Regions from separate parts of the Mus musculus genome. Here regions 1 and 3 are each linked to region 2. The links are chromatin loops, found by intact Hi-C in ENCODE. Cell type or tissue: left cerebral cortex. All regions are shown on one strand. Links, peaks and the distances in the headings refer to the core of each region. The heading gives the core; the rest is flanking DNA.

Region 1 (4,505 bases), core at 339-4,338, 120 kb before region 2:
ATTTGGAGCAATGGGGAACCTACACCCTGCATCTCCAGCAGATCAGACAGTGCATGAGGGCACCTCTTCCAGGGCTTCCTCTCAAAGTTAACAAAATTTCAGGAAGTTGGCATGCCCGGAGCACTCACACCCCACAAAGACATCAGTAAGCTTTGAGGTTAACACGCCTGCCCTGTTCTGAGAGAGTGCCCTACTACCATCCCATCCCCAAGGGCTAAAGAGGCTTCCTGCCATCATCATTGGGAGGTCACCTTTTTGGGCCCTAAACAACTGTAGCTTCCCAGACACCTAGGCAACAGAGTCATGGTGACCATGGCAGTACTCCTTTTAAAGTGTGCCTTGTACTTCATTCAAGTTGCACACTAATCATCCTGGTAAAAGCAGGTTCAAAGAAGAAGTAACTCCCAATACTCTATAGTACAATAAAGTTACTGTGGCACATATCAATTAATGGGCTATTTTTAAATGCCCAGTCAAAAGGCTTGTGCATGTTCTCAATACAAAGAACTAATAAAATGTAAGGAAACAGACATATCACAAATTTTGACCTTTACATATCATATGAATGCATTGAAATATCATACTGGGGACTGGAGACATGGTCCAATTGGTTTAGTGCCTGCTGTGAACACATAGGACTTTAGTTTGGATTCCCAGCTCTTAGGTAAGGGAAAAAGCCAGGCAGCCACAGTGATGTGCACCCATAACCCTGGTGCTATGGAGCAAAGACAGGAAGACCCCTGGAGCTTACCAGGCATCCAGAAAGCAATCAGTGAACTATAGACTCAATAAGAGATGCCCCTCAAAAAAGTAAGATGAAAAGAGATAAAGGAGAAGAGCCAGACTTAGCTTCCGGCCTACATAAACACACACATGCACTTGCACATGTGCACACACACAAGCAAGAACACACCCATGCATAGATGACAGAAGAGCAGTGTCTAAGAACAACAGAGGAATAACAAGATGGGGAGGTAGAGGGCACAAACGATGAGGGAGCACGTTCAATGTAGAATATATACTTAAATGGACGTGTTCTACTCTGCACAGTGAAATAACAGTGAAAGGATGTTTTTGCATTCTATACCTGGCCTCATGTGACAGACAGGTCAGAGTTTCATGCAAGTACACTGAAAAATGTTACATGAAATTATCTTCAGACTATATGTATAAGGTTTGGTGAAATATAAATGAAAAGAAAGCTCAAATCCAAAACACTTCTGGTTCCAAGCATCTGTAATGAGGGCTACTTTTTCTCCTAAGGGTGTACCTTAGGAGAGAGCTCTACTTTATCTACACCCTTAGGAGAATGTCGATGACCAGGCAAGTGCTTTGTGTTATGGATGTCCATTCACAAAAGACCTAATCTTACAATACAGAAAGGAATCCTGATGCCCTCCCTCACCTCCAAGAAGTAAAATGATGTTACAAGAAAGAGAAAGGGGAAGAAGAGGGAAAGAGGGAGGGAGGCAAGGTAAAGGTTCTGACTAAAAGGCAAAGCAGTAAGGTAAAACCACATCTGGGTGTCTCTGAGCTGTCAATCCCCATCAGAACCTCTCTCATCACAGACAGGCTGCAGGAGCAGCTCTTCTCAGTAAGCAGTGGCCTAGAAAGAACTTTACAATGTACTGTTTCCTCTAATTCCAAAGGAAAGGCAGGAACTTCTCAGTAAAGAACGGTGGCCCCCACCTTAGCCAAGGGAGAGAATGCATAATCGGTCTAAGACTCTAAATGGACACCACGAGTCCTATGACACAATACAAGTGGAAAGGCAACTTCACTTCATTCTTGCCAAAAAAAAAAAAAGATTTAATCACAAGAAAATGTCAAAAACAAAATGAGCTTTTTCTGCAAAGTAACTGGCCATATGCTTCGGTGCTGTCAAGCCCTGAAAGACAGGAATGTCTGAGAGATTGTCACATCCTGAACATGAGAAGCGGCGACTAAATGTAATGTGGGATCCTGGGGGAGATTCTAGAGTGGTGAAGGACAGATCTCAGTGGGGAAGGTAAATTAAAATAAACTGCACAGCGTGGTGAATAATCATGTTATCCTGCTAACTTCCTGGATTTTACAATTTCAGTGGTTACGTAAGATGTTATTATTGGAGTTAGGCTCAGTGTGGGAGACACATGGATGCTCTGTACATTTCTAAAACTTCCCTCTAAATCTAAAATAAGACCAAGGAAAAGGCTAAAAATAAATAAATAAATAAATAAATAAATAAATAAATAAATATCCCTCAGCGATAGAGCCTAGGAAGCCATGCCCCACTGGAGATGTCGCTAGTACTCCACATCTGAATAAGAAAAGGCTGGGTGCTCTATGCACCTTCTCTTGGATCTGGATTTACTCACAATTGAGTAGACCAGCTCACCTGGGTTTTGGTTGTGAGATCCACCTGACACAAGCTTACGGGAAAACAAACCTCAAGAACAGTTGTGGGAATTAGGGAGACAGCTCAGTAGTCAGAGGATTTGCTATACAAGTCTGAGACCCTGAGTGTGAACCCTAGCATCCATGTAAAAAGCCAGCTGTGGCGACATGTACCTGTAGTGCCACCACTGTGAGGCATGGCAATGGGAGGGCTGCTGGAGACTGCTAGCTGTCATCCTAGAGCCAGAGTCAATAAGAGATCCTGTCTCAAAGAATAAGATGGAGAGTGATAAAGCAAGATACTTCCTCCAGCTTCCTCATGTGTGCACATCTATGTACATACACCACACACACCTGCATACACACACACACACACACACACACACACACACACGAACACACACAAATAAAGACCAAGAAATGAACTGGAAAGAAAAGAATTATTTTGAAAGACATTAACTACAACAAGAAAAAGAAATAAAAGGGTCTTCCAGCCTACATGAGATTGGTGGGTATCTGAGCACAAGAAGAATATGAAGTCATGTGAGCACAGAACTCATTACATCATAGGTTCCTAGGGAAGATGAACCAAAGACAACCACATGATCCTCCTCCATCCATCTCAGCACAGACGGCAGACACAGAAAGCCCCTTGATTCATTCTCAAAAAGTGGCCAGGAAGATGACTCCTTATATTGGTCACTATGGTAGCAACATAACTCAGGGCTTTCTCACTACTAATTCTTTCCTTAGCCTCTGGTGTTTGCAAGTAAAACGTAAAGACCAGATGTCAAATATGACGGATTTCAATAGACATTCTAAAAATAGAAATAGAGACTGAAAAAAAATCTCAAAAAATAAAACCAAACAATGCCTACTGGAGTGAAAACGGAAAGTATACTGTCCCTAATAGTTACATTAATAATAGTAATTAACAATTATTGAGTACCAACTGTATGTCATTGTACTGACTAGTTTTGTGTCAACTTGACACAGGCTGGAGTTATCACAGAGAAAGGAGCTTCAGTTGGGGAAATGCCTCCATGAGATCCAGCTGTAAGGCATTTTCTCAATTAGTGATCAAGGCGGGAGGTTCCCTTGTGGGTGGTGCCATCTCTGGGCTGGTAGTCTTAGTTCTATAAGAGAGCAGGCTGAGCAAGCCAGGGGAAGCAAGCCAGTAAGGAACATCCCTCCATGGCCTCTGCATCAGCTCCTGCTTCCTGACCTGCTTGAGTTCCAGTCCTGACTTCCTTGGTGATGAACAGCAGTCAGTATGGAAGCGTAAACTGAATAAACCCTTTCCTCCCCAACTTGCTTCTTGGTCATGATGTTTTGTCCAGGAATAGAAACCCTGACTAAGACACATATATTGTTCTAAGATATCTGACTATGGACACTAGATAGAAAATATGCATAATTCATGGATACAGAAAGCAGAGTTCAGAGATACACAGTGACTAACTGTGACACCATCTCTGGTTGGTGGCAGATCTAAGGATGGAATGAGGTTGACCTAACACTACACACACTCTTCCACAGCATTGTACCTAAGTCATGGTGTCAACTGTTGAGTTGCTGACAGTAGGAGAGCTGACGCTGTTGACATTATGCATCAGAGACAAAAGTGCTATAAGCCAACCTTGGAGCAGAGGTGCTTTTACTGAACAATGCCAAACACAGCTGATGATTGTAACTAACCCAGAACTTCTTAGAACCTCAGAGCTGCTTGCTAATTTACCACCAGTTACACTCACTTGTAATCTAACATCAAACTAGATTCATTTCCTGGAGATATATATATGTATGCCATATCCTCTCTACCATGATGGATGAGCCCCTTTGACTTTAAATGACAATAAACAATAAGCCCTTCCTCCCTTAAATTGCTTATTTCTAGTTATTTCATCACAACAATGAAGAAAGTCACTGATACATTCACTCCCATGTTGCTAGGCACCTGGGGTGACATCACATCTTAGCTACTGTGAACACAGAAAATCAGTGCATATGTATATATGTACATATGTGCATAATATGCAACTTTACATATACAACACCTCTATACATACATACTATATATGTGTACATATATATAATACTACATATATTTATTATATACATATATAATG
Region 2 (4,505 bases), core at 209-4,208:
CTTCATCTAGGACTGGTAATGTCCCAGACAACAATTGTCTCACTTGACAAATAAACTCTCTAAGCAGCTGTTTGGATCCTGATACAGTAATCTCCAGCCGGCCTCCTTCTAAACCCAAAGATGGATGTAAGGGATGGAGATGGGGCTTCCTGGGCAAAACCAAAGGGGCTGCTTCCAGAAACCGAACACAATGCTCTCTCCAGCTACAAGAAACTGCAAACCCACAAGGCATAATTTCTTCCATTTCTTTAATTCTTCCAACAATTTATGTATGAAAAATATGCAGCCTCAGGCAATCAAGTAATTGCTACCAGGAAGCACAAGGATTGGCCTTGTACCAAGCTTAGGGACAGGTTGGGGAGCTACATCTTAGATCCATTCTGTCTTTGTCCAGGGTTTTTTGGGGGGCCTGACTACATTCCACTTTATTCCTCCAGAGCCATCAAGGCACAACTCACACAACTCACTGCCTGGGCAAAGCCTTACAGGTAGGTGATCATCCTCTCTACCATGTAACCAGAACTTCACTCCCATGACCCCAATTTCTCACAGCCCACCTCTCCCCCACATCACACAGTGTAACAAGAATGCTTTCTGGTTTCTACCAAGATTCTCAGCAAAGCTCTAAGTTCTCCAGTCAGCTCTGTCTCTCTCTCTGTGTCTCTGTCTCTCTCTCTGTGTCTCTGTCTCTCTCTGTGTGTGTCTCTGTCTCTGTCTCTCTCTCCCGTGCTCGCTCTCTCTCTCTCTCTCTCTGTCTGTCTGTCTCTGTCTGTCTCTCTCTCTCTCTCCTGTGCGCTCTCTCTCTCTGTGTGTGTGTGTGTGTGTGTGTGTGTGTGTGTGTGTGTGTCTCTGTCTGTCTGTCTCTCTCTCCCGTGCGCTCTCTCTCTCTCTCTCTCTCTCTCTCTCTCTCTCTCTCTCTGTGTGTGTGTGTGTGTGTGTGTGTGTGTGTGTGTGGCACCTAATAAGCCACCCACTGTTCAAGATGTAAAAGGGAGCTAGGATTGTAGGGAGGGGGGAAGACCTCACGTCAGAAACTGAAGTATAGTGGAAACTCAGCCTGAAGCTCATGAGCAGTTTTTGGCAACTCTTCAAAAGAGTAATGAAAACAAAGGATGTAAGCACTTGGGTCCTAATCTGGAATGATATGGAATGGTCATCAGGCTGCTCCTTCGCCATCTGTCTTCTCCCTATCTTCCCTTTCCCTGTAGGATGTCCCCAGCAACACTCTCCTCCTCCCCACCGGTAGCCCAGCACTAGTAGGCCATGTCCTCATCTTCCTGGAACTAGTTCTAATTGCAAGGAGCAACTGTAGTAAGCGCCACTTAGCCTTGGGTCTATTGGCTGCGAAGGGAGTTCCGGAAAGACACTCAGGTTCTTTTGTCCCTAGAGAAAGGTTTCCCCGTCTCACTGGGATTAGGCAAAGGAAAACCTTAGTCCACTTCGGTCCTGGGAAGTAAGGGAGGGGAGGCTAGAAGCTCACAGACCCCTAACTGCCTGCCAAAGTGGGGAGTCTGGGGCATAAGGGATGGGAACTTTTTAAGTCGACTAAAGAAGGGGTGTGTTCCTCAGTCCTCTAAACGTAAACCAGCTGTCTGGCTTGGGAAGGAGACTGAACCTCTAGAGTGGGGAATGAAGGTACTGGAGGGCCGCCGACATGGGGACAGGGAATGCCTATGCGTCCATTCTAGGGATCCGAAGTCTGTGGGCAATGAATCTGATGTCTGGCTACCAAGAACTATCTCTTCCCCTGTCTGCCTTGTTGATCTGCTTCCTACCCTTCCTAACCCCGCCCCTGCCTCCTGACAACTACTGCAAGCTTGGTGAAGTAGGCTACATTCTTGAACCCCAGGGACCCGGAGTCAGGGAACCCCGTGGAAGAGGAAAGAGTGGAGTGCGCCTCAGGGTCATCACAACCGCACCTCCAGCAGGCAGATTCTATAGGGACTTGGTCATCAGGCCAGTTTCCTTGGCCCCGGGTCCCACCCCACAATCTTGGATGACAGCAGGAGGAACACGGTTTAGAGGTTGAGAAAATCTTCTGTCGTCTCCACTGGTCCAATTTACCTCCTAATAATTGTTCGCTTAGTTGTTTGGGCAGGGAGCTGACAGGAGACCACTCCTGGAGTTCCCTCTGGGAGCCATGTGGGAACCACGGAAGAGCTCGCGGGTCCCCCCTTTCCTCGCAGCCCTCTCCCGTGCGCCGTCTGGCTCCCCCGGCTCTGGCCGCGCCTGCCTGCCGCACGCGCTCCCTCTGCGGGTGGAACTCCCGCGGCTCGGGGACACCCTTGGCCACCGCACCCTGCAAGTTCAAGGATGTAGGATCTCTGGCCACGCTGCAGCGGGTTCTGACTCCTTAGAACCGGGAAGCTGCTTGCTAGCCACACAAGGCTGCGACCACCCGGCCGCACCCCGCATACTGAATGCCCGCTGCTGCGTCCCCGGGGAAGAGAACACTCGCCCGGGCATCTTTTCTAGCGCTTTTACCCCGAGCTGTGCTGGGCAATCAGAACCCAAGCACTCTGCTGCCCTTCTCTAGCCCGTCAGAGATAGGTTCCGAGTCTCTCCTAGACAGAGTAATCCCGGGTTACAGCAGTCGGGAGCAGCACTATCATCACCACCACCTTCCCCCAAATCCCGCTTAATGCCCAGCCTTGCTTACCTGTCCTGGCGGTGCACACACAGAACCACAAAACTAAAATCACATCCATCGGCATCGCTCCGGAGGCCCCCCGCCAAGCAGGGCGCACCAACGCCAGCAAGAAACCAATGCTTCAGAAAGCCGCGGCTCTGTGGGCTCGAAGCGGCCAAACTTACTAGCGGGCGGCAGGGGAGGTGGCTCGGCGGCGCCCGGGAAAGCAACCCCGACTGCCCCGCCCCCAGCCCACCCTCCACCGCGGGTGGCGGTGGCACGGGGCTGGGGCCCTAAACCCTGCTGCAGCTGCGCTCCCCCTGAGCTAGGGCGGGAGCGCGGGGCTCCGCCACTCCCGCAGGTTGCCCTGGGAGTCTGTGCGGATTCCGCTCGCCTCCTGGACTCCGGAGATGCAAGGATCCCGGCTACCCGCGCCTCACGGCTTCACGCCCCCGCCTCTGCCACTGCGCCGCGCTGCGGGCTGCCCAAGTTGCAACAGTTCATCCAGGCCGGGTCCGAAGCCGCCCAGCCTGCGTGCGTGGGTTTTGTTCCCTAGGGGAACCAGACCTAGGCGGTGTCGAGAAGTGCTCCCAGCACCTCCTTGGGAAATAACTACTACCGATTCGCTCCAGCAAGTGGGTGGGGAGGAGCAGGTGGGGGCGGAGGAGGGGGCAGGGGACGGATGATGCCTGAGTCCCCAACCGCCACCTGTACTTGCTGTCTAGTCCCAGCCAAAGGCTCTTGTGACTGGATACTAGCTTTTAAGAGTGCTGGTTGAGGGTGTTGAGGTGGGAGTCCCTGAGCTTAGAGCAATCTATGGCTCGAATTTAAGAAGTGTTTGCTAGCTTCGTTCTACAGGCCAAATGCTGCCACATAGGGGAAGTTCTAAACCTTCTAAACCTTTTTTTTTTTTTTTTTTTTTTTTTTTTGGCTGTTGTGTGACTTTCTGGATGGTTTTCTCCAAAACCCGCTGTTTAGGTCTCGGTCTCTCTCTCTCTCTCTCTCTCTCTCTCTCTCTCTCTCTCTCTCTCTCTCTCTCTCCTTTCTTTGGAAACCCCTACTGGAACACCATTCTGTAGAGAGAAAAGCTGGGCTTTGCTGGCGACCAGTGGACAAGCAGAGGAGTCTCTCCTGTCTAGTGTACCCTCTGCTACTGGGGCCGCCCCGCTAGGGTCCCTGTACTGTGTGCTTCAGTCTATCTAGAGATGATGCAGTCACAGAACCTGAAAGGTCAGTACCTCCAGCTTACATGTTCATGCCATGTGACTCGAAGCCTCCCGCACCCCAGCTTGTCCTGTGGCTCCATCTATGGCTCCAGCTTCCCCCAACATCCAATACTACTCTGAGATACTTAAACTCATAACAACCTCCCAGATCCCAGAGGGGGGGGGGGGGAAAGAGTTCAACAAAAGAGCTCTGCTTTCTTTCCAGGGTTTCTCTCTGGCATTTGCCCATCCTCTGTGCTCCCAGGGCCTTTACTTCACATACCTTTGACCCCAGGAGTCCAGTGGGGGGTCACCAATTTAGTTGCACAGTTTATGAAGAGGAAAGGTCTTAACCTACATGGTCCTCTGACCTTGATCCTATTTTTCAGGACATTCTGTATACACCCCCTTGCCCATTTGCTCCCCGTTCGTACCTTCCCCGGCAGGTGAAGAAAGAAATCATGAAAGATAAATCAGCCTGAGAAGTACCCACTGCAATGCAGCTGAACTGGGCCATTACAGAGTGGATGTCAAGGCTTAACTCTCCAGCTTTTAAGAGTGTGTGTGTGTGTGTGTGTGTGTGTGTGTGTGTGTGCCCCTGGAAGATAGAAGACAATGTTGGATGCACTGCTGCTGAAATTACAATCTATTGTGACATGTGTCCTGGATCC
Region 3 (4,505 bases), core at 339-4,338, 270 kb before region 2:
CTTCTACAAGAGTCACCAAGCTCCCTCCACTGTGTACACCCCAATCTTATGGAGACATTTTCTCAGTCTAGGTTCTCTTCTCTCGATTGTGTCAAGTTGACATAAACCAACCAGCATACCATCCCAACACTACACCCATCCACTTCTATTTTTTAACGTATACCCATCCTTTTTCATAGTTCTAACATATACCCATCTGTTTCCACCCTTATAACATATATAGCCATACATTTCTACCCTCCCAACTTCTATATCAGTTTTCAGCCTTCCAAGGTATTTATCCATCCATTTGCATCTTTCAACATATAAACTCATCCATTTCCTCCCTCCTCGCCTATATACCTACCCATTTCAACACTCTCAAACATATATGCCCCAATCTGTCTCCACCACACCCATATATAGCCATCCATATTCACTCTCTCAATAGATAGATAGATAGATAGATAGATAGATAGATAGATAGATAGATAGATAGACACATAGACAGGTAGACAGACCTAGATCTATTTTAATGATGTCCTATCTTCTCTTAAGAAGTGTGTGTGTCACAATATGTACTCACTGATAAGTGGATATTAGCCCAAAACCTAGGATATCCAAGATATAAGATACAATTTCCTAAACACATGAAACTCAAGAAAAGTGAAGACTGAAGTGTGGACACTATGCCCCTCCTTAGAAGTGGGAACAAAACACCCTTGGAAGGAGGTACAGAGACAAAGTTTGGAGCTGAGATAAAAAGATGGACCATGTAGAGACTGCCATATCCGGGGATCCATCCCATAATCAGCTTCCAAATGCTGACACCATTGCATACACTAGCAAGATTATGCTGAAAGGACCCTGATATAGCTGTCTCTTGTCAGAGTATGCCTGGGCCTAGCAAACATAGAAGTGGATGCTCACAGTCGGCTATTGGATGGATCACGTGGCCCCCAATGAAGGAGCTAGAGAAAGTACCCAAGAAGCTAAAGGGATCTGCAACCCTATAGGTGGAACAACATTATGAACTAACCAGTACCCCGGAGCTCTTGACTCTAGCTGCATATGTATCAAAAGATGGCCTAGGCGGCCATCACTGGAAAGAGAGGCCCATTGGACACACAAACTTTATATGCCCCAGTACAGGGGAACGCCAGGGCCAAAAAAGGGGAGTGGGTGGGTAGGGGAGTGGGGGTGGGTGGGTATGGGGGACTTTTGGTATAGCATTGGAAATGTAAATGAGCTAAATACCTAATAAAAATGGAAAAAAAAAGAGTTTTAGTAGCTAATATTAGGTCTTTCAAACAAATTATATTAAATTCAAAACAAATCTGTACAAGTTTACAGTTTATAGTTGTTTAAAAAATAATAAGTGTCTGTAAATTTGTAATTGTATATTCAACACATTAAATATTTATGAATAAACTAAATTGGAAACTGAAAAAAAAAGAAGTGTGTGTGTGTGTGTGTGTGTGTGTGTGTGTCTGTCTGTCTGTCTGTCTGTCTGCCTGCCTGCCTGCCTGCCTGCTGTCTGTCTGTCTGTCTGTATTGTATTTATGATGTAAATTCATAATTAGGTGGATAGGTACAGGGTGGGAGGGTGCTCACACCTGTGCACAGGAAGGCCCAAGATCAATATCAGATCTCTTTCCTCTGTTTGCTCTCACCTTTATTTTTTTAAAGTCTTTCACTAAACATGAAAATCATCAATTTAGCTAGGCTGGGGAGCCAATAAGCTTCAGGAATCTGCTTGTCTCTGTATATAGACATGGATGAACCTCACAGGTTCATGCCACTATGTCCAACATTTCCATGGGCTCTGGGGATCCTAGCTCTTGTCCCCGTACTTGTAAAGCAAGCAATGCACAGACAAAGCCATCTCTCCAACCCCAGGAAGTTGATCTTGAGCCTGAACCCTAATTAACTCTTCTACTTGCTGTTTCTATTGTTCTGTGGACCACACCCTAGCAGAGCATATATCACATTGTATCTTATCTACACACAGAGCATATGTGACATTGTATCTTAACTACACACTTAATTTTACATCTTTCCCACTGTCACCTCCATGAGAGTCAGAACTGTGTAGGCATAATTGTGAACCCCACCTCAAGCTCAGTGCCTCTCTGGGCTTATTGTTGACTAGAAATGATAAATACCACTTCTACTTCAATCTAATGAGCTCTAGTGAGTAGTAAAAGAAACAACAACAAATCTCCTGGCCTGCTAGGAGTTATTTCTGCTCCTCCATAGAGCTTTAAACATCCAACAGTTTCAAAGCAATGCAGCAACAATAACAACACCTAAATAGTGGATGAAACAGTTCCCTAACTGATTCTTTCCTTGTTATTTTTAATTTAAAAAAAATCTCTTTTATGCCACAGTGTTCTAGATAAATCAGTGGCTGTGACTCATTGCTCCTAATGACACTCTGGGTCCCCTCACCCCACTGGCTTACACAGGAAGACCCATCTCCAAGACCCTGGGATTCCTGTGTGATAAATTCCCATACTTCTAAAAGACAGCAGCTGCCAACTTGGCGAGGTGGCTTGTTCCAGAGTGACAGTTCTGCTAAACACACTCCCGCCGACACTGCCATCTGTTTCTTGGCATGGACTGGGTAATGCAGAAATTCTCCTTTTCTTTCCCTTTGGCCCCTTGCCACTCCACAATGGTATTAACACGCTTGCTACCCTGTCTTGAAACATTCGGCTGGCTCCTTTCTTTTCTGGCAGGCTCATCCAAAAAATCCTATATAGAGATAAAAATGCCCTACTGTTTATGCCACACTCAGAGACACATCCTGCATCCACCAGGCTGCTATAAAAAATAAATGTCTGCTGAATTTTATGCCATCACATCATAGGGAGCTTTGGGGCCTGGGGAATGACACCAGCCTGGGTCTATATGTCTCCACCAGTTGCAGCTGTGTCAAGGTACAGAAAGTGCATATGATATGAATGCCAGGTGTCCACAAAATAACCTCCAACAACTTTTGGGATTGGAAAGTCCCCCTGCATTCATATTCTCCCCCACTGCTCTGATAGCATCCCTTTCTTCACTGTCATCTCCTTCTTTATGGATAATACAAGTCCTCATTATCAAACCTCTTAATCTGCAGCCAAAAGACTTATTTTTGATGTATGAGGAAATTCAAGCGCAAGGTGAGTCAGGCCCTACTGCCTTTGGCTGGGCACTGGAGAATTCATCCCTACAGCTTTCAGTGTGGGCAGAAACACAAATGGATACCCGGAGCCCTTCATGTCACACCAGGGACATGCAAAGTAGAGGATTTCACAGTGTCCAACCATGAAATTGAAACCCAGCTCCAGCACACACTTCCTCGTGATGTCAGAAACAAGCATGCTGGGCATTTAGAGACAGTTTATTGTTCCTTTTGCACCCACCGACATCTGGGCCTTTGGATGTGACCTTGATTTCTTGAGTTTGGGGACTGGACACTCTGGCCACTTGAGTGCACACTGAATGAACAATTGACAAGTGCTAGTTCTGTTGACCCTGTCAGAAAGGCACAAGAGGTTTCTCTGTCCACATTCAGATCTTCATTCCCTCACACATGTCAGCCATCCCTGGGCACTTGGTGACTTTGACATAGCACTCTGCTTCACACTAAAAGAGCCTTACAGATCAGAAGTACTAAACATCCAAGGGTCCTACCATCCTCAGTAAATTACTTTGGTGAGCTTACAAACTCCCTCTCTCTGAATAAGATACCCACATCAAACTGGGTATCACCAAGGCATCTCCAACCCACAGATGCCAAACAGAAGACATAATGCACACAAGCACACACCAAACTGTTTCTTCCCTTTGCCCTGTCTCTGTACTTCGCGTTGCTTGTCTCCCGTGGGCTCTCCTTCAAAACTTGGCACCTGCTCACTCGCACAGACACTCATATAAATCAATGCTTATAGGCCAGGTCCTTTAGCTGTCACTCACAGCCATCCCTTCTCTTTTTCTCCCTAGGCAGTCTATCTGCTTGCCCATCATTTTCATATGGAATATGTCCAAGTCTCAGGCTTGGCCACTGCCTCCAGCTCGGTTAACACGGTGCCCTTTCTTAAATCACTTTTCTGAGTGTTCCATAGCCCTATTTTAAAACTTCATTTAAAAAAAATATATGCCTGTATGTGTGCACCTGTGTAAGTTTATGTATACCACATGCATGTAGGTGTCCAAGAAGGCAACAGGGTATCAGATCCCCTGGAACTGAGGTTATAAGCAGTTGTGAGCTATGGATGCTGGAAACCAGACCCAAGTTCTCTGCAGAGCAGCCAGGGCTCTTATCCACTGAGCCATCCATCCACACAGTGCCACCCACCACCCACCACCCAAAAGACTTAAGTTTTTAAAAATAACATTATATTTAATTTCATTCTTTTTTTCATTTTTTATTTATTCACTTTATATCTTGGTCACAGCCCCCCTCCCTCCTCTCCTCCTAGTCCCACCCTCACAAATCGCCCCCCCCACTAACTCCTCCTCTTCTTCTCAGAGAA

What was found. Peaks named below come from ENCODE experiments on the same cell type or tissue, not always from the same donor. Only the 100,000 strongest peaks of a DNase experiment are listed, where the experiment ranks them.
Region 1: a loop joins it to region 2, with 2.1 times the contacts of the local background. A loop is called at or near these places in 2 of 42 quality-filtered maps.
Region 3: a loop joins it to region 2, with 2.1 times the contacts of the local background. A loop is called at or near these places in 2 of 42 quality-filtered maps.

What each region holds. Positions count from the first base shown.
Region 1 is chr7:50,092,174-50,096,678 of GRCm38, reverse strand. The region is part of intron 3 of Nell1 (NEL-like 1); the gene reads right to left. Among named protein-coding and RNA genes, the nearest start is that of Nell1, 120 kb to the right of the region's middle. In left cerebral cortex, for the core only: no CTCF peak of the experiment used is centred there; DNase peaks (open chromatin) are centred at 1,977 and 2,438; H3K27ac peaks cover 810 bases.
Region 2 is chr7:49,973,598-49,978,102 of GRCm38, reverse strand. It overlaps Nell1 (NEL-like 1), which reads right to left and starts at 2,753. Exons shown (of 20, transcript NM_001037906.2): 1 at 2,660-2,753. The coding sequence starts at 2,714. In left cerebral cortex, for the core only: CTCF peaks have their summits at 2,263 and 3,463; DNase peaks (open chromatin) are centred at 2,354, 3,154, 3,395, 3,844 and 2 more places; H3K4me3 peaks cover 2,409 bases; H3K27ac peaks cover 1,344 bases.
Region 3 is chr7:50,240,165-50,244,669 of GRCm38, reverse strand. All of the region lies in intron 9 of Nell1 (NEL-like 1), which reads right to left. Among named protein-coding and RNA genes, the nearest start is that of Nell1, 270 kb to the right of the region's middle. In left cerebral cortex, for the core only: a CTCF peak has its summit at 2,764; DNase peaks (open chromatin) are centred at 2,628 and 3,237; H3K27ac peaks cover 571 bases.